Linked DNA regions of Homo sapiens: region 2 is linked to region 1. A link is a loop called in an ENCODE intact Hi-C map of the cell type or tissue named here. Cell type or tissue: HCT116. All regions are shown on one strand. Each heading gives the region's core, and the rest is flanking DNA. Links, peaks and the distances in the headings are about the cores only.

Evidence for each region. Hi-C counts contacts between places; a loop is a spot of excess contacts. Peaks named below come from ENCODE experiments on the same cell type or tissue, not always from the same donor. Only the 100,000 strongest peaks of a DNase experiment are listed, where the experiment ranks them.
Region 2: it touches region 1 in a loop (4-fold over the local background); 2 of 110 quality-filtered maps call a loop at or near these places.

Annotation. Positions count from the first base shown.
Region 1 is chr19:55,941,207-55,951,941 of GRCh38, forward strand. NLRP8 (NLR family pyrin domain containing 8) reads left to right here and starts at 6,626. Exons shown (of 10, transcript NM_001433706.1): 1 at 6,626-7,063. The coding sequence starts at 6,697. In HCT116, for the core only: CTCF peaks have their summits at 3,400 and 4,800 (motif pointing left); a DNase peak (open chromatin) is centred at 4,775.
Region 2 is chr19:55,772,428-55,783,162 of GRCh38, forward strand. It overlaps RFPL4AL1 (ret finger protein like 4A like 1), which reads left to right. Exons shown (of 3, transcript NM_001277397.2): 3 at 175-993. The coding sequence ends at 752. It also overlaps the pseudogene RFPL4AP1. Among named protein-coding and RNA genes, the nearest start is that of RFPL4AL1, 8.7 kb to the left of the region's middle. In HCT116, for the core only: a CTCF peak has its summit at 5,339 (motif pointing right); a DNase peak (open chromatin) is centred at 5,345; H3K27me3 peaks cover 923 bases.

The sequences.
Region 1 (10,735 bases), core at 857-8,856:
GAGAACATGCAATGTTTGTCTTTCTGTGCCTGGCTTATTTCATGTGTAGATGATCCTGATATACTTCTGTAGGGAAGGAAATACTTTTCCCTCTCTCTCTCTTTATTGATCTTAGATTCCATGGCTCTCTCTTTATTGATCTTAGATTCCTTGGCTGGAGTCTGTGCATTAGGCTCATGAAAGACAGATTAACAAAAGCACAGCAAACAGAAGTTTATGTGTGCATACCCATGGGAGCACTCCATGATGAGAACACTCAGGGGTGGTTAGAACTTAGGCTTATATGTCATGCTAACAAAAGAACAATACATTCTCTTTTTTTTGAGACGGAGTTTCACTCTGTCGCCCAGGCTCACTGTAACCCCCGCCTCCCAGGTTCAAGCAATTCTCCCGTCTCAGCCTCCCGAGTAGCTTGGATTACAGGTGCCCGCCACCACTCCCAGCTAATTTTTGTACTTTTAGTGGAGACAGGGTTTTGCCATGTTGGCCAGGCTGGTTTCGAACTCCTGACCTCAGGTGATCCGCCCACCTCGGCCTCCCAAAGTGCTGGGATTACAGGCGTGAGCCACTGTGCCTGGCCAGAACAGTACATTCTCAGAGAAGTGAAAAGACAAATGAGAAAGACCTCGAATTCCTGGGGGGGTAAATTGTGAGAAGGTAAATGTATGGGGGAGAAAATGGAGGATGAGGGCTAGTTCATAAGGTTTCTTGTGTAGATTTTTCTGGCGCCCTCGCACTGCTGTACGCATCTGGAGCTTGTCTCCGGTGATTAACTTCTGTGTTTCCTGGTAGAGAAGGGGAAAAGGGGCACCTTTACAAACTGATGTCTTGCATTTAGGCAAATCAAGGGAAGACAGATTTTTTCTTGTGTCTGCTCCTTCTCAAGTATCTTCAGCTCAAAATAGTCCGTTTGAAATACACAACAAATTATTATGAACTATAGTCACACTACTGTGCTATCAAATGCTAGAGCTTACTCCTTCTATCCATTGTATTTTTGTACCTATTAACCAACCGCTCTTCATCCAACCCCTCCCACCTGCCTTTCCCATCAATATGTACAATTATCACGTACCAATTTTTAAGAATGAGTACAACAAACTGGAATATTTGGGGGTGGCGTATTCTGCCGTCCCTCATTTCTCTGAAAGGCCAGGAACTCCTTGCTCAGACCCATCAACCACCTGCATCTGGACGTGTGCTCTCCACCCTCTTCCTGCCAAGATCACTTCAGACCCAGCCTGTGTCCTCAATTATACCCCTTCTCCTGCTGTTATTTCCTCACTTGCCAACACTACTTTTCTCTTCTCTACTCCCTTGAATGTACAGACATCCCACAGCATTTCCATCTTTAGGAAAAAAAAATTTTTTTTTGAGACGGAGTCTCTCTCTGTCACCCAGGCTGGAGTGCAGTGGTGTGATCTCGGCTCACTGCAACCTCCACCTCACAGGTTCAAGCAATTCTCTGCCTCAGCCTCATGAGTAGCTGGGATTATAGACGCCCATCACCATGTCTGGCTAATTTTTGTATTTTTAGCGGAGATGGGGTTTCAACATCTTGGCCAGGCTGGTCTCGAACTCCTGACCTCAGGTGATCCACCCACCTCGGCCTCCCAAAGTGCTGGGATTACAGGCGTGAGCCACTGCACCTGGCCTGATTTTTTTTTTTTGATGCATAATAACTGTATGTATTTATGGAAAGCGGAGCAGGGAGGAGGGATAAAGAGAGGTTGGTTCGTAGGTATTAGAAAGGGAAGAGGGAATGAGATAGAAGATGCCCCACTGCTGCCTTTGAAGAAGGAGGAAGGAGCAAAAATCCAAGGATGGCATGTGGCTTCTAGAAGCTGGAGAAGGCCAGGAAACAGATTCTCCCCCTAGAGTCTCCAGAAGGAAACAGCCCTGCCAACACCTCAATTTTAGTCCAGTGATCTTAGCCCATTTCAGGCTTCTAGCCTCCCTAACTGAATGTTTTATCTTAAAAATACTGTGCTGTCGGCCAGGTGCGGTGACTCCCACCTGAAGTCCCAACACTTTGGGAGGCTGAGGCAGGTGGATCACGAGGTCAAGAGATCGAGACCATCCTGGCTAACATGGTGAAACCCCGTCTCTACTAAAAATACAAAAATTAGCCGGGCGTGGTGGCAGGTGCCTGTAGTCCCAGCTACTCGGGAGGCTGAGGCAGGAGAATTGCTTGAACCTGGGAGGTGGAGGTTGCAATGAGCCGAGATCGTGCCACTGCACTGCAGCCTGGGTGACAGGGTGAGACTCCATCTCAAAAAAAAAAAAAAAAAAAAAACTGTGTCGTCTTAAGCCACCAAATTCATGGTAAATTCGTCACACTAGTGCAACAACTCACAATTCTTCTTTCCAGGATTATGTCTATAGCTCCCTACCCTTGTTCTCAGTAGGAGAGCCAGCCAGAAGAATCCTTCTAAAAATTATAGACGTCCCACGCCAGTCCAATCAGGTCCTGTGTGACCTCTTGAGATCACCTCCACTGTCTTCCCCTTGCCCATTCACCTCCACTCACCCTGGTCCTGCTGTTTCTCAACAGCTCCAGGCACGTCCTGGCCATAGGGTGGTGGTCCTTGCCCTTCTGTCTGGAACTCATCTGATAGCCACACAGCCCATTCCGTGACCTCTTACCTCCTCCTCTCCTCCAAGCTTTTGCTCAGACATCCCTGCTTCAGTGAGCCCTTTCGTCAGCCTTTTACAAATCGCAGCAGGCTATTTCTCACTTCCTGTTCTCTCTCGCCTCTCCTTTTTCCCATGGTGTGTATAGTCTTCCATCGCATCAGTGTGCTCCCATGGGCATGCACACATAAATAAACTTCTGTTTGCTGTGATTTTGTGAATCTGTCTTTCATGACCCCAATGTACAAGCCTCCAGCCAATGAATCTAAGATCAATAAAGGGACAGAGAAAAGCTTTTCCTCCCCTACACTTTATTTTCATTCACTGAAATCTTAGCCACATGAGGACAACAATTTTTTGTGTATCTTTTGCTCACCAACGTATCCCCAGTGCCAAAAATAGAGAGTTTGGCGTAATATTTGACACTGGGATATTTCAGTGAGTAAATCCAGAAGGACTGTGTTATGAACTGAATGTCTGCGTCCCCCCAAAATCCACAGGCTGAAACTCTAACCACCAAGGTAACGGTAGAAGAAGGCAGGGACTTTGGGAGGTGATTAACTCATGGGGCCAGAGCCCTCATGATTGGGACTCCAGCCCTTATGAAAGAGCCTCCAGAGAGTTCCCACACCCCTTCCTCCATGTGAGGAGGACACAGCAAGAAGGTGCTCTCTATGAACCAGGAAGCTGCCCTCACCAGACACTAAATCTGCCAACCCCTTGATCTTGGACTTCCAGCCCCCAGAGCAGTGAGAAATCAATGTCTGTTGTTACTAAGCCACCCAGTGTATGGTATTTGTTATGGCAGTCCAAACAGACTAAGACAGACTGGCTTGTGCACACACCATCTCACATGTGCAAGTGTATCTGTAAGGTGCAGTTTTTTTGTTGTTTTTGTTTTGTTTTGTTTTGTTTTGTTTTGTTTTTTGAGACAGAGTCTCACTCTGTCGCCCAGGCTGGAGTGCAGTGGCGCAATCTTGGCTCACTGCAAGCTCTGCCTCCCAGGCTCATGCCATTCTCCTGCCTCAGCCTCCCAAGCAGCTGGGACCACAGGCATCTGCCACCATGCCCGGCTAAGTTTTTGTATTTTTAGTAGAGACGGGGTTTCACCGTGTTAGCCAGGATGGTCTCAATCTCCTGATCTTGTGATCTGCCCACCTCAGCCTCCCAAATTGCTGAGATTACATGCGTGAGCCACCACGCCTGGCCTTTTTTGTTTTTGTTTTTTTTGAGATGGAGTCTCGCTCTGTTGCCCAGGCTGGAGTGCAGTGGCGGGATCTTGGCTCACTCACTGCAAACTCCCCCTCTTGGTTTCAAGTGATTCTCCTGCCTCAGCTTCCCAAGTAGCTGGGACTACAGGTGCATGCCACCACGCCCAGCCAATATTTGTTTTTTTTTTTTTTTTTTTTAAGTAGAGACGGGTTTTCACCATGTTGGCCAGGATGGTCTCAATCTCTTGACCTCGTGATCCTCCCACCTCAGCCTCCCAAAGTGCTGAAATTACAGGCATGAGCCACCACACCTGGCCTCAGGTTGCAGTTTTAGGAGTAGAACTACTGAATTCCATGGCAGTGCACACGATTGGTAGTATTGTGAAAAGGCCTTTCAGATAGGTTCCCCCTGCTTATGTTCCCTTCAGCAGTGAATGAAAGTAAAGCAAAACGATGATGTAACTGCCAACATCCTCCCTTGCCCTGCAAATTTCTTTTCTTTTCCTTTCTTTCTTTCTTTTCTTTTTTTTTTTTTTTTTTTTTTTTTTGAGACAGGGTCTTGCTCTATCACCCTGGCTGGAGTGCAGTGGCATGATATCCACTCATTGCAACCTCTGCCTCCTGGGTTCAAGCAATTCTCCTGCCTCAGCCTCCCGAGTAGCTGGGATTACAGGCACCCACCACCACGCCCAGCTACTTTTTGTGTTTTTAATAGAGGCAGGGTTTCACCATGTTGGCCAGGCTGGTCTGGAACTCCTGGCCTGAAGTGATCCACCTGTCTTGGCCTCCCAAAGTGCTGGGATTACAGGCGTGAGCCACCGCACCCAGCCAGTCCTGCAAATTTCTTAAAGCTGCAGCTCACTGTGGCTGGAACGTGGTCAGCAATGGTCATGGAATAAGTAGAGGTAGAAAATGTGTGACTGTGTTAGGCTCCTCCATGCAGCGCCACCCACTGGACGGAAGGAGCACTAGCAAGAGTCAGCCACCCAGGAGCATATCACCTTTGTCCTGGGACCAAGCCCAGCTACTCTGGACCCAAGGGAGGACTGAGTCAATTAAACAAGTTTATCCAGATGTTTGGGTGTCACATAAGTTATAAGAGGGAGAAGTGTTAAAGAAGAAGCTATTGGCCAGGTGCAGTGGCTCACACCTGTAATCCCAGCACTTTGGGAGGCTGAGGTGGGTGGATCACTTGAGGTCAGGAGTTTGAGACCAGCCTGGCCAACATAGTGAAACCCCATCTATACTAAAAATACAAAAAAATTAGCCAGGCATGGTGGCAGGTGCCTGTAATCCCAGCTACTCAGGGGGCTGAGGCAAGGGAATTGCTTGAACCAGGGAAGTGGAGGTTGCAGTGAGCCGAGATCACACCACTGCACTCCAGCCTGGGAAACAGAGTGAGACTCTGTCTCTAAGTAAATAAATAAATAATAAATAAATAAACTATTATTGGAAGTTGGGGCAGGGGGGACAAAAATACACCCATGATCCTTTTTATTTTATTTCTTTTTTACATTTCTTTTAGATACAGGGGTACATGTGCAGGTTTGTTATATAGGCAAACGTGTTATGGGGGTGGGTTTGTTGTACAGGTTATCTCATCACCCAGGTATTAATCCCAGTACCCATTAGTTATTTTTCCTGATCTTCTCCCTCCTCCCACCCTCCAGCCTCTAGCAGACTCCAGTGTGTGGTGTTCCCTCTATGTGTCCATGTGTTCTCATCGTTTAGCTACCACTTATAAATGAGCACATGTGGTATTTGGTTTCCTGTTCCTGTGTTAGTTTGCTAAGGAATAATGGTCTCTGGCTCCATCTATGTTCCTGCAAAGGTCATGATCTCATTCTTTTTTATGGCTGCATAGTATTCCATGGTGTTTATGTACCACATTTTTTTATCCGGTCTATCACTGATGGGCATTTAGGTTGATTCCATGACTTTGCTATTGTGAGTAGTGCTGCAATGAACATACACAGGAATGTGTCTTTATAATAGAATGATTTATATTCCTTTGGATATATATCCAGTAATGGGATTGCTGAGTTGAATGGTAGTTCTCTTTTTAGGTCTTTGAGGAGTTGCCCCACTGTCATCCAGAGTAGTTGAACTAATTTACACTCCCACACACAGAGTATAAGTGTTCCTTTTTCTCTGCGACTTCACCAGCATCTGTTATTGCTTGACTTTTTAATAATCACCATTCTGACTGGTGTGAGATGACATCTCGTTGTGGTTTTGATTTGCATCTCTCTAATACATGATCCATTTTTTAAGAATACAGCATCTGTTATTGCTTGACTTTTTAATAATCACCATTCTGACTGGTGTGAGATGACATCTCGTTGTGGTTTTGATTTGCATCTCTCTAATACATGATCCATTTTTTTAAGAATAAAAACTTTGTTGAATTTGAGATCACTTTTAATCTAATGGAGCCTTCTAACCAACCATATATTTTCTAGATTTTAGCTTCACTGAATTATTTTACCTGCTTCTAATTTTTCTTTTCGCTAAACCTTTTGTGAAGGCTTTGATATTTTGCTTGCCTCTTCCCCAAAAGAAGTCATGGAGAATAGAAACTACAAACAATCCATTAGTCTAATGGACTAATCCCAAACATTCCATGCATCTTCAGTTTTTCCATAGGGCAGAGAATCTTTGAGGAAAGGAGGTAAAGGGAGTACCCGGCACGCAGAATACCTGCCAAGTAAGCATTACACGAATCTGTTTTCTTGGGTAGTGTTTTCATCTTCTTGTTTTATTGTTTTATGTCTCTGCAGGTCTCGTGTTTCTCTCTTCCAATCGGTTGTCTTTATCGTGGACACTGAGGTGTTCTCTGCCTTGACTAAAGATGAGTGACGTGAATCCACCCTCTGACACCCCCATTCCCTTTTCATCCTCCTCCACTCACAGTTCTCATATTCCGCCCTGGACATTCTCTTGCTACCCCGGCTCCCCATGTGAAAATGGGGTCATGCTGTACATGAGAAACGTGAGCCATGAGGAGCTACAACGGTTCAAGCAGCTCTTACTGACTGAGCTCAGTACTGGCACCATGCCCATCACCTGGGACCAGGTCGAGACAGCCAGCTGGGCAGAGGTGGTTCATCTCTTGATAGAGCGTTTCCCTGGACGACGCGCTTGGGATGTGACTTCGAACATCTTTGCCATTATGAACTGTGATAAAATGTGTGTTGTAGTCCGCAGAGAGATAAATGGTGAGTGTTGATCTGGTGGATAAAGTGGGGGTGGGCTTGGCTGCTGGGCAGCTAAACTACTCTAGTCACCACCCCTATCACTTATTGGCCTTCTGAGCAAGAAAGCAAACAGTGGAGGAAGATAATGGATCTAACCCAAAGGCAAAGACTGTCATACGGGCATTTTTTTAATTTTATTTTTCTGAGATGGGGTTTCGCTCTTCTTGCCCAGGCTGAAGTGCAATGGCACAATCTCGGCTCACTGCAAACCCCGCCTCCCAGGTACAGGTGATTCTCCTGCCTCAGCCTCCTGAGTAGCTGGGATTACAGGCACCCACCACCATGCCTGGGTAATTTTTTTTTATTTTTAGTAGAGACGGGGTTTCACCATGTTGGCCAGGCTGGTCTCGAACTACTGACCTCAGGTAATCCGCCTGCCTTGGCCCCCCAAAGTGCTGGGATTGCAGGTGTGAGCCACTGTGCCCAGCCCATATGGGCCTATTTTTTAAAAACTTAACTGAATACTGCTTATATGAGGTGAACGTTAAATGAAGTCATAGAGAAGTAGGAAGTAAAATAGTGGAAAAGCATATGCTATGGAAACAGCAGAAGACAGCTGGTATAGCTATGGTGATGTCAGGAGTGCTATATTTAAAGCAAGAAGGTTAAACACTTTAAAAGGCCATTTCGCAGCAACAAAGGGTGAATCCCACTGGAGGATATTGTAATCCAAAACCTCATCTTCAATATGAATAAAGCAGAGCTGGACTACAGTCATCCCCTTATCCAAGGTTTTGCTTTCTGAAGTTTGGGTTGATCATGGCCAAAAATAGATGAGTACAGTACACTGAGATATTCTGAGACAGAGAGAGACCACATTTACATACCGTTTATGATAGTATAGTATTATAATTGTTCTATTTCATTATTATTGTTAATCTCTTACTGTACCTAATTTATAATTTAAACTTTTATCATAGATCGGTATGTATTTTTTTTCTATTTTGAGATGGAGTCTTCATTCTGTCACACAGGCTGGAGTGCAGTGGTGTGATCTCAGCTCACTGCAACCTCCACCTCCCAGGTTCAAGCAATTCTCATGCCTCAGCCTCCCCAGTAGCTGGGATTACAGGTGCGCACCACCACACCCAGCTAATTTTTGTATTTTTAGTAGAAACGGGGTTTCACCATGTTGGCCAGGCTGGTTTCAAACTCCTGACCTTAGGTGATTTGCCTGCCTCGGCCTCCCAAAGTGCTGGAATTACAGGTGTGAGCCACCACACCCGGCCTAGATATGTATTTAAAAAAATCAGTATCCACATTGTTCAGTACTATCCACAGTTTCAGATATCCACCGGGGATCTTGGAACATAGACCCTGCAGAGAAGGGGGGACTACTGTATTAAAGGAAAATACACCAATCCAGAAACATGATAGGAGCTGTGAACCCGCCTCTCCCAATAGCTGATATTACAAGTAGTCAGTCTCATTGGTAAGAATGGAGAAAACGTCAGCTCCACAGTTTTAAACATAAACACAGGAGAGTGGGTGCCTTACGTCTCCTTAGCCACTGGCACCCCAACAGCTGGCTCAGCACCTAGCATGTCATAGGTGCTCAAATATTAGATGGCTAGAGAGTAATTGATTGTGAAAAGGGACTTTCTTTTGATAAGGCAGCCTAGGAAGTCCTCTTTGAGGAAATGATGCTAAGGTTGAGACCTAACACAGGAGGAAATAGCTCATCATGTGAAAAGGAGAGAGAGTCACCGGAAAAGAAAATCAGAGGGGATGGAAACCCCGTGACCCAGTGGTAGAGAAAATCTTAGTGTTAAACAGAAAATGTTAATATTTATGAAAACCTGATGAAAAATACACAGAGAGGCCAGGCACGGTGGCTCACGCCTGTAATCCCAGCACTTTGGGAGGCAGAGGTGGGTGGATCACCCAAGGTCAGGAGTTCAAGACCAGCCCGGCCAACATGGTGAAACCCAGTCTCTACTAAAACTACAAAAAAAAAAAAAATAGCCGGGCGTGGTGACGGGTGCCTGTAATCCCAGCTATTCGGGAGGCTAAGGCAAGAGAATTGCTTGAACCCAGGAGGCAGAGGTTGCAGAGGGCTAAGATCATGCCACTGCACTCCAGCCTGGGTGACAAAAGCAGAACTCCATCTCAAGAAACACACACACACACACACACACAGAGACACACGTACGCAGTTGATCCTCATTGTTCATGGATTCTGTATTCGTGAATGTGCCTACTCATTAAAATGTATTCGTAACCCCCAAATCAATACTTACAGCGCTTTCAAGATCATTCCCAGACAGCAACGCAGCAAAAAAATCGAGCTGACCTCCTAGCCGAGGTCAAACAAGGTGACGCTCTGCCTTCTGGCTTTAGCTCTCACCCCGTAAGCCAGTGTCATTTCCACGCCTATGTGGTGCCACACTTTTGTGCTTTGAGTTGGTGGTTTTGCTGTTTAAAATAGCACCCAGGCTGGGCACGATGGCTCACGCCTATAATCCCAGCAGTCTGAAAGGCCGAGGTGGGGCCAGGCGCAGTGGCTCACGCCTATAATCCCAGCACTTTGGGAGGCCGAGGCGGGAGGATCATGAGGTCAGGAGTTTGAGACCAGCCTGGCTAACACGGTGAAACCGCATCTCTACTAAAAATACAGAAATTAGCCGGGCGTGGTGGCGCACGCCTGTAGTCCCAGCTACTTGGGAAGCTGAGGCAGAAGAATCGCTTGAACCCAGGAGGCAGAGGTTGCAGTGAGCTGAGATCACACCACTGCACTCCAGCCTGGGTGACAGAGTGAGACTTAGTCTCAAAAAAAATAAGAATAAAAATAAAAATAAAAATGGTACCCAAAACTAGTGCTGATGTGCCTTTCCATGTTCCTCAGGGCAAGAAGGCCATGCTGTGCCTTAGGGAGAAAATACGCTTGTTAGCTGAGCTTCCTTCAGGCAGGATTTATCAGTGTGGTTGACCACGAGCTCAATGTTAAATAATCAACAATATGTACTAAATAAGGTGTCTTTAAACAAAAACACATGTAAAACAAGTTTTTATATTGATCAGTCCATGAAAATGTTGTAACCAGAGACTAGCAGGAAACAAACGTTGTGTTTTCCTGGGGGCAATGGTTCAGTATTAGCGAATTTGGTGTTCACAAGAATTTTATAGACGAGAACTACCACACATAACAAGAATCAATGACTATATGTGTATGTGTATGTAGAGATATACACGTGTATGTACACATATGTGCACACATACATAGATATTAAGCTAGAAGTTCCTTGGTATCCATGGGGGATTGGTTCCAGGCTCTCCCTCAAGGGTACTGAACAAATTCATGGGTGCTCAACTCCTTCATGTAAAATGGCATAGTATTTGCATAGAACCCATACACATCCTCCCACAGACTTAAAATCACTCTAAATTACTTATAATACCCAACACAATGTAAATGCTATGTAAATAGTTGTTATCCTGTATTGGGTTTTTTATTTTTTTGAGACAAGGTCTTACTCTATTACCCAGGTTGGAGTGGAGTGGTATGATCATGGCTCCCTTCAGCCTCTGCCTCCTGAGCTCAAGCAATCCTCCTGCCTCAGCCTCCTGAGTGGTTAGGACTATAGGCATGCCACCATGCCTGGCTAATTATTTTTTATTTTTTTAGTAGAGTTG
Region 2 (10,735 bases), core at 1,842-9,841, 170 kb before region 1:
AGATACAATTTAACCTCATCAGGTGGCCAAACAAGTTTCCCCAGGAAATTTTGATTTGGGAAAGAAAGTAGAATAAAAGTAAAAGTGAATAATGTGTTTAAGTGTTTGCAGTCAAAGGGCAGAGGGAGTCTGTAGTGTGTGTCTTTGCTGAACTCCTGGTTCTTCTTTGCACAGTGGATATGACCTTCGATGTGGACACAGCCAACAACTATCTCATCATTTCTGAAGACCTGAGGAGTTTCCGAAGTGGGGATTTGAGCCAGAATAGGAAGGAGCAAGCTGAGAGGTTCGACACTGCCCTGTGCGTCCTGGGCACCCCTCGCTTCACTTCCGGCCGCCATTACTGGGAGGTGGACGTGGGCACCAGCCAAGTGTGGGATGTGGGCGTGTGCAAGGAATCTGTCAACCGACAGGGGAAGATTGAGCTTTCTTCAGAACACGGCTTCTTGACTGTGGGTTGCAGAGAAGGAAAGGTCTTTGCTGCCAGCACTGTGCCTATGACTCCTCTCTGGGTGAGTCCCCAGTTGCACAGAGTGGGGATTTTCCTGGATGTAGGTATGAGGTCCATTGCCTTTTACAATGTTAGTGATGGGTGCCATATCAACACATTCATCGAGATTCCTGTTTGCGAGCCCTGGCGTCCATTTTTTGCTCATAAACGTGGAAGTCAAGATGATCAGAGCATCCTGAGTATCTGTTCTGTGATCAATCCATCCACTGCCAGTGCCCCAGTTTCTTCTGAGGGAAAGTAAATAAACATTTGAACATAATCATCTTTAGGAAGTTTCAGTGCCCCCATAGCCATAGCTAAGAACTTTTCCGCTAGATACACATAGGTACAAAGGGACAGAAGGGAAAGAGCCATCACTCTGTAAACCATGAACAGAAAGCAATTATATTAATGAGGGGAAAATTACATTGTACTTAAAGTTTGTCATGTTGTTTTCTTTGGGGCTTATGTTTATATTTCTGTTCAATAAATATTTTGAAAATTCAGATTCATTTGCCAATCTTTTCTATTTGCTGCAAGATTAGTGTACTGTGTGTTATGGAAGTTATGAACGAAATAATAATTTGAATGTGACCCAACACAGTAACTGAATTTCAAATGATAAGGACCTATGAATACGGCAAAATTATATATGTTCATGTATTCAGTTTAACCCAATAACTGAACACTGACATTCATTTCAAGTGCACACTGAGTGTTTGCCACGAATATGTGTGGTCTTAGAGAGAACTCGTTAGCTTTAAAATTGAAATACAATACACCCTCTCCTATGACGGCAACAGAGTCAAATTGGAAATCAATAACAGGAAGAAATCCATAAATTCTCCACATATATGCAAATTAAATAACCACTTCTAAATAAAATGATCAAATATGAAATTACAATGGAAATTACAGCTATCCTGAGTTGAATGAAAAGCACACATTTACAAAATTTCTAGATGCGGTTGAAGCTCAGTGAGAAACTCATAATAGGAAGAAAATATCGTAATCAATCACCTTAATTTCTACTTGAACTTACTTCACTAAGAGCAATTCAATTGTCAGCATTTTGATCAAAACCATCTGACAAGTATCTGGGAAGTTGCAGACATTCTCACATCTTCCTGTCTTCTTCTGAGCCCTGCAAACGGTTGCAACCTCTGCCCGTTACCCAGTTCCAAAGTCGCTTCCACATTTTCAGGTACCATAGTAGCAGTGCCTCACTCCTGGTACCAATATTCTGTAACAGTTCATTCTCACACTGCTCTAAAGAACTACCGGAGACTGGGTAATTTATGAAGAAAAGAGGTTTCATTAATTTATAGTTCTGCAGGTCGCACGGGGAACATCACTGGGTGGCCTCGGGAAATTTAACAATCATGGAGGAAGGCAGAGGGGAAGCGAGTGGCTTTTTCACATAGTGACAGGAAAGAGAGAAAGAGGAAAGTGCCATACACTTTGAAATCATCAGATCTTTGAGAACTCACTCACGGTCATGGGAATAGCGCGGAGGAAATCCGTCCCCGTGATCCAATCATCTCCCACCTGGTCCCTCCCCCAACACTGAGGATGACAATTCAACATGAGGTTTGGCTGGGGACACAGAGCCAAACCGTATCACTTGATATGATCCCACAGAATACTATTCATTTTCATTCAGTCTTTTATTTCTTAACAAATGGTGGTAAAGTATATATAATTGACCATCTTAACCATTTTTAAGTGTAAAATTCAATGGTATTTATGATGTCCATATTATTTTGCCACCATCACTGCCATTCATCTCCAGAAATCTTTTCATCTTCCAAAATTGAAACTATATACCCATCCTAGCCCACTTTTTAATTCACCTATTTGTTGTCTTGCCTGAGTGCCTTATGTATTCTGGATATTAACCCCTTATCGGATGTATGGTTTGCAAATATCTTCTCCCACTGTGTAGATTGTCTCTTCAACTTATTGTTTCCTTTGTTGTGCAGCAGCTTTTACATGTGATGCGATCCCACTTGTCTATGTTTGCTTTTGTTGCCTGTGATTTAGGTGGTTATATCAAAAAACAAGTTTGCCCAGACAAATTTCTTAGATCTTTCCCCCTGTGTTTTGATCTGATAGTTTTACCATTTCAGGTCTTTCATTTACAATCACCATTTTAATTCCACTCTCTAATTTTATGACTTCAGTGTTTTTAGGTTCCTAGTAAGTTAGGTCATTCGGTATTTATCGCTTTCTATATGACTTATTCCACTTAGCAAAATGCCCTCAAGTTTCATCCATTTTTTTATGGTGTACGATATTTCATTGTATATATAGCACAATTTCTTGATCTATTCTTCTGCCAACATTATCGAGTAAAAGGGATTCGCTGTCCAATACTCTAGGAGTGAATAGGATGACATGGGGATGTTTGAGAAAAGGAAAGCATTGCATTGAAATGAAAACCCTAGGGAGACAGGAGTCCAGCTCTAATCTGTCGTCTCATACTGGCTTCATGTCAGCATTTATTAGAAAAGGTTCAGAGGGCCTGGCATGGTGTCTCATGCCTAAAATCCCAGCAATTTGGGAGGCAGATGCAGGTGGATCACTTGAGCTCAGGAGTAGGAGACCAGCCTGGGCAACGCAGTGAGACCCCCCCCTCTCCAAAACCACAAAAATGAGCTGCACATGGTGGTGCAGGCCTGTAGTTCCAGCTACTCGGGGAGGCTGAGGCAGGAGGATCATCTGAGCCCGGGAGTTTCAGGCTGCAGTGAGCCGAGATCGAACCACTGCACTCCAGCCTGGGTGATTAAAAAAGGTTCAGGGGATGGATTCTGAGATCAGTAAGTAATTGATGGAAGGAAAAGGGAGGTCTGGAAAGTCCATGGGCATGGGCAGTTATCTTTTCGTGCTTTCTTGTGGGTCGACTGTGGAAATTCAAAGGGTGTTAATGTACAACATGCAGTGGAAATTCGGGCTGTGACTTCAGCAAGCTTGTTCTGCACAGACTCCAGCTGGCCACATTGGCTCTAGCCAATTTCAGCCAGTTCTTTTGTTTCCTGAACAGAGGGAGTTTCAGTGTTTCAGCAAAGTTGTTTCTTTTCTTTGTTTTCTTTTTCTTTTTTTGGGGGGAGACAGGGTCTTGCTGCTGCCTGGGCTGGATGCAGTGGTGCGATCTTGGCTCACTGCAGCCTCTATCTCCTGGGCTCACGTGATCCTCCCGTATCAGCCTCCCGAGTAGCTGGGACCACAGGTATGGGCCACCACACCCGGCTAATTTTTAAAATTATTTGTAGACACGGGTCTCACGATGTTGCGCTGGCTGGTCTCGAACTCCTGGGCCCAAACGATCCTCCTTTCTCAGCCTCAGAAAGTGCTGGAATTTACAAGTGTGAGCCACCGCGACCAGCCAAGTTTTTTCCCTTCTTACCTGCCATGCTGTACACTCAAAAATTTGTTAGTTACTGGTTTAACTCTTTTATTTTTATTTATTTATTGTTTTAGACGAAGTCTCGCTCTGTCACCAGGCTGGGGTGCAGTGGCATGATCTCGCCTTTGCCCATTTCATAATCAGAATGTTAGTTTTAGGGGTTTTTTTTTTCTATTGCGTTATGAGTTCTTTATATATTTTGGATATTAACCTAATATCAGATATATAATTTGCAAACATTTTTTTCCATTCTGTAGGCTTTCTTTTCATCGTCTCCCTTGTTTCCTTCACTATGCAGAACATTTTTTGTTTGACATAGTCCAACTTATTTATTTTTGTTTTTTGTGTAATATAATGCTGTAAGTTTCATGCCACATCCAGGTGGAACAAATACTATGCCACGGGAGTTTTTGAGAAAAGAAAAGCTTTATGTTAATTCAACTCCCAGGGAGACAGGAGTCCAGCTCTAATCTGTCGTCTCATACTGGCTTCAAATCACCATTTATTAGAAAAGGTTCAGAGGACCTGGCATGGTGGCACCTGCCTGAAATCCCAGCACTTTGGGCGGCTGAGGCAGGTGGATCATTTGAGGTCAGTAGTAGGAGATCAGCCTGGGCAACATAGTGAGACCTCATCTCTCCAAAACACAAAAATTGGCCAGGCTTATTGTGGAGGTTGAGGGTCTCCAGTGCTGTCCAATATAAACATAATGTGATCAACATATGTAAGATAAATTTATTGTCTAATAGCCACATAAATCAAGCAAAATGAAATAAGCCTAAGTAAGTTTAACAAAATATAAGCATTTCACATGTAATACATTTTTAAGATTCTCTAACAGATAGTTTACATCTCCCTTAGGTCTTCAAAATTTAGTGTATATTTTATACTCACAACACATCTTCATTTAGATAAGCCCCATTTCAGGTGCTCAGTAGCCACATGTGGCTGGTGGCTACCATATTGGATAGCTCAGCTGTAGACCCTTTTGCCACTCAACTCAAAGCCTCATACCAAGCCATGGCCTTCATTCTAGCCAGTATTTCCAATATTGGAAGGTCAGGGCCCTGATCATTTATATTTGTACTTATATTGTATCTTCATTTCCTAGTACCAGTGCTTTACAAAGAGTAGGCGATGATGTCTTCATGCAGGTAAAGATGAAAGTGTCCCAAGAACTATCAGCCATTCCACTCACGTAAAAGCTAATACCATGCCTATTTACTCCCAGACAGTGGCCATGGCTGAACACTTTAAACAAGCAAGCAGTTGTCCTATCTGCCTGGATTATCTTGAAAACCCCACGCACCTGAAATGTGGATACATCTGTTGCCTCCGATGCATGAACTCACTGCGAAAGGGGCCCGATGGGAAGGGGGTGCTGTGCCCTTTCTGCCCTGTGGTCTCTCAGAAAAATGACATCAGGCCCGCTGCCCAGCTGGGGGCGCTGGTGTCCAAGATCAAGGAACTAGAGCCCAAGGTGAGAGCTGTTCTGCAGATGAATCCAAGGATGAGAAAGTTCCAAGGTAAGGAATCTGTACTACCTGCTCCAAGCCCATAAAGGGCCTTGGAAAAAGCAGCTTTTAAATGTCTTTCCGTTCAATACGGGCATTAGCTGAAGTCTGCAACCTAAAAGATTTGTGATCCCAAACATCAGCTGTTATCAGCGCACAGTATAGATTTTCACAGGATCTGTACCAATTTATGAGAGCAAACTATCATCTCCTCCTTCATCCATCCTATGCACCAAGAGGGAGAAAAACCTTTAATCAAAATATTGAATAACTTAAACAAGAATTTTACTATGAGAAAGGTGGGCTTGTTGCAATTATATTCATACATTCTATACATAAAATTTGACTTAATCGGGGGGCCAGGGAAATTCCTAAAGAAAGTTCGGATCTGAGAATGAACGTGGAATAAAAGAAGTGACAATGAATAAAATATTTGGGTCTGTGCAGTAGAAAGGCAGAGGGAGTCTGTAGTGTGTGTCTTTGCTGAACTACCGGTTCTTCTTTGCACAGTGGATATGACCTTGGATGTGGACACAGCCAACAACGATCTCATCGTTTCTGAAGACCTGAGGCGTGTCCGATGTGGGAATTTCAGACAGAATAGGAAGGAGCAAGCTGAGAGGTTCGACACTGCCCTGTGCGTCCTGGGCACCCCTCGCTTCACTTCCGGCCGCCATTACTGGGAGGTGGGCGTGGGCACCAGCCAAGTGTGGGATGTGGGCGTGTGCAAGGAATCTGTGAACCGACAGGGGAACGTTGTACTCTCTTCAGAACTCGGCTTCTGGACTGTGGGTTTGAGACAAGGACAGATCTACTTTGCCAGCACTAAGCCTGTGACGGGTCTCTGGGTGAGCTCAGGTCTACACCGAGTGGGGATTTACCTGGATATAAAAACGAGGGCCATTTCCTTCTATAATGTCAGTGATAGGTCACATATCTTCACATTCACGAAAATTTCTGCTACTGAGCCACTGCGCCCATGTTTTGCTCATGCAGATACAAGTCGTGATGATCACGGATACTTGAGTGTGTGTGTGTAATTAATAATGGCATTGCCAGTTCCCCAATTTATCCTGGGCAAGGCAACTATACACTTGAACACAGAAAACATCCACAGTAAGTGGCTGTGTGCTCGTGACCAAAGGCGAGAACTTCTCCGCTTGGTCCACTTATGGTTCAAAGTTATGGAAGAAGAATGTGGGTCTTTCAAGGAATTCTGAGCTCTACTTGTATTGCTGATGAAAAATTGCATATGAAATATAAAGCAGTGTCATTTTTTGGTAACTCATGCTTATGTTTCTTTCACAATAAACGTTTAACATTTTCAGATGAATTTGCAAATGTTTTTCTTTTGCTTTGCTGTAAGATCAAGTAAATGTGTTATGGAGGTTATAAACTATAATAATATAAATTGACCCCCAAAATTAATTCACTTACTAAATGACAAGGAAACACTGCCTGTTAAACTGATAAAAGTATCTGCCTGTATTTGTTCAGTTTTACCCAACAACTGGAAAACACACATTCATCTCCAGTATACATTGAACATTCGCTAGCATAGACAGATGTGGCCATAAGACAAATCACATTGACATGAAAATTGAAATAATATACACGCTGTTCTCAAATGCCAACAGAATTAAATTATAAATCAGTAACAAGAAGAAATCTGTAAAATCTCCACATACATGAAAATTAAACAACCACTTTAAAATAAAACACAAATCAAAGGTGAACTTATAAAGGAAATTATAAAATACCTTACACTGAGTGAAAGTAAATGCACAATATCACAAAATGTGCAGATGTAGTTGAGGTTTAGAGGGAAATTTATAGAAATAGACACTTATAAAATCAAGGAAAATACCCTCATCCATGATCTAGCTTCCTTTTTTTTTTTTTTTTTTTTTTTTTGAGACAGAGTCTTGCTCTGTCGCCCAGGCTGGAGTGCAGTGGCGCGATCTCGGCTCACTGCAAGCTCCGCCTCCCGGGTTCACGCCATTCTCCTGCCTCAGCCTCCCAAGTAGCTGGGACCACAGGCGCCCGCCACTACGTCTGGTTAATTTTGTGTATTTTTGTTTTTTTTTAGTAGAGACAGGGTTTCAGCATGTTAGCCAGGATGGTCTCGATCTCCTGACCTCGTGATCCGCCCGCCTCAGCCTCCCAAAGTGCTGGGATTACAGGAGCAAGCCACCGTGCCCGGCCGGTCTAGCTTCCATTTTTAAGTGAGCAAATGCAGTGGCAAATTAGGTAAAAAACAAAACAAAACAAAGACTACAGTAGTAGTCAATGAAATAGAAAATGGATAAATGTTAAATAAAATTTTAAAAATTCAAGACACGTTTTTTCAGGATCAAAGTAGTAAATCTTCAGCTACAGTGAAGGAGTGAGGAAGGGGTGAATTAAAACAATGAGTAAGCAAGAGAAAAGGAAGACAGGGCAAAATCAAGAGAGGCAGAGAAAGAAGAGACAGAGCCCATCGTGATGGCTCAAGCCTGTAATCCCAGCACTTCGGGAGGCCGAGAAGGGAGGATTGCTTGGACTCAGGAGTTTGAGACCAGCCTAGGCAACAAAGCAAAACCCCATCTCTACAAAAATAATAATAAAAAAATTAGCTGGGTGTGTTGGTTTGCACCTGTGGTTTCAGCCACTTAGGAGGCTGAGGTGGGAGGATTGCTTGAGCCCCAGGAAGTTGAGGCTGCAGGGAGCCATGAGCCATGATCATGCCACTGCACTCCAGCCTGGGCTACAGAGTGAGACCCTATCTTCAAAAACAGAAAAGAAAATGTAACATATATACACAATGGAATAGTATTATCCATAGAAAAGAAGAAAGTTCTGTCATTTGCATCTACAGAAATGAACCTGGAATACACTATGCTTAGTGAAACATACAGCCACAGAAAGAGAGATATCACGTGATCTCATTCACTTGGAGAATTTTAAAAAGTGATCTCACAGAACTAGAGAGCAAGACCGGATGCAGTGGCTGACACCTGTAATCCCAGCACTTTGGGAGGCCGAGGCGGGCGGGTCACCTGAGGTCAGTTCAAGACCAGCCCGGCCAACATGGTGAAACCCCGTCTCTACTAAAAATACAAGAACTAGCCAGGCATGGTGGTGCACGCCTGTAATCCCAGCTACTCGGGAGGCTGAGGCAAGAGAATCGCTTGAACCCGGGAGGTGGAGGTTACAGTGAGCTGAGATTGCACCATTGCACTCCAGCCTGGGGTACAGAGTGAAATTCCGTCTCAAAAAAAGAAGGAAAAAAAAGAACTAGAGAGCAAAATGGGGTTACCAGGGGCCGGGGCTGGGGCTGGGGCTGGGGCTGGGGCAGTGAGGTGGGAGGGTTAGGGAATGGTTGGCCAAGATACACACAATTTCAGCTAGACAGGAGAAATAAATACAACATGGCAACAATAGTTAATAATAATATTCTTGAAAAATGCTAAGGGAGGCAATTTTCAGTGTTTTCATAAAAAACATGACAACTTTTCGAGGAAATGCATATATTACCTAACTAGATTTACCCGTTTGGTAACGCATCTACATTGCAAAACACCATGACATACACAATCATTACATACAATTATTCTGATAATTTAAACAAAACAAGAATCAAACTTTACATGCTCAAGATGTTCCGTTTTACCTCAGTGAGATCTCAAAAAAATTTTTTAATAAAAAATAGTTCTGTTGAAACTCTCTTGTGAATTTTCCTTTCAGTTGTTGTACTTTATTGCCCCTAAATTGCTCACTGGTTCCTTCTTAAACTTTCTCTTTATTCATGTTCTCTATTTGATGAGGAGTTATTCCTCTGGTTTATTTTTGTTCTTCTGCCCTTGATTTTCTTGAGTTCTTTGCACATATTTAAGATAATTAATTTAGTATTTGGAGAGGAAGCCCAATGTCTTGGCTTGCTCATATGCTATTTTTTCTTACGACTATTATACTGTCTTGTGTGTGTGCCTCATTGTTTTGGTAAGAAAAAGTGGACACTGTGTGTGGCAAACCCTGGACATCAAATTCTCACCCCTGAGCAGGCTTTCTTGTTGCTGCTGGTTGTGAGTTGGAGTCTTCTGTTTTTGTTTTCATTTTTTGTTTTGTTTGAACCTTTGTAAACTACTGTGTAAAGGTTTCACTTTCTCCTGTGTGGCCACTGAAGTCTCTGCCTTCTGGTCTACTAACAATTTGATGGAGATTTTTAAAACATGCCTGAACGCAAACCCAAAATTCTCTCAAGCTCTTTGCCATGGGATCCCTCTAGGGAGCTTAGCCAGGATTTTGATTTTTTTTTTTTTTTTTAGACGGAGTCTAGCTCTGTCGCCCAGGCTGGAGGGCAGTGGCGCGATCTCGGCTCACTGCAACCTCCACCTCCCAGGTTCACTAGCCAGGATTTTTACAACTCTCATTTCAGCCTTCATTTCCTGCTTGCATGGAGCCTCGGGATCATCAGAGGTAAAACATAGGGTTTCTCAGATTTTTATAATCTTGCATGGACATGTATGATTGAACTCAATCCTTGGTATACCTCAGTGCTATTCAAAGCCCTTACTATCTCATGTAATTCTCCCCCCAGACTCTTCCTTAATAGGCTTTTCATTCTGTCATCTGTTTTCCCTGTTATCCCTCACCCAGGCAACTTCAGCAAGTGTATTTGTCTTTAAGTGCTTTTAATGACACTGGCACCCCCCAATAAATCAGCTTCAGTCTGTGTAGATCTAAAAAGGGTGAAATAAAGGCAAGCCCTTGAGCCAACCCTTCAAGGAACCACTAAGATAGATGGAGGCACACAACCACAATTCTTTGAGAACAAAGATTCTTCATCCTGTGGCATCAGCGTGCTGGCCTGGGAATGAGGGACTCCATGTTCTCAGCAGCCATCAAGCTGCAGAGTGGGGAAGAGTAGGTGGGTGAGTCAAATTACCACAACTCAGCTGGGTGCAGTGGCTCACGCCTGTAATCCCCGCGCTTTAGGAGGCCGAAACGGGCGGATCACCAGGTCAGGAGATCCAGACCACCCTGGCCAACATGGTGAAACCCCATCTCCACTAAAGATACAAAAATTAGCTGGGCGTGGTGGTGGGTGCCTGTAATCCCAGCTACTCGGGAGGCTGAGGCAGGAGAATCGCTTGAACCCGGAAGAAGGGGCTTGCAGTGAGTCGAGATCATGCCACTGCACTCTGGCCTGGTGATAGAACAAGATTCCACAAAAAAAAAAAAAAAAAAAAAGCCACAACTCTCTTCCTGAAATTAAGCAGCTTCTTCCTTCACTCACGGTTCCCCTGGAGGTTGTAAATTATTAGATTCAAATTTTCCACAAAG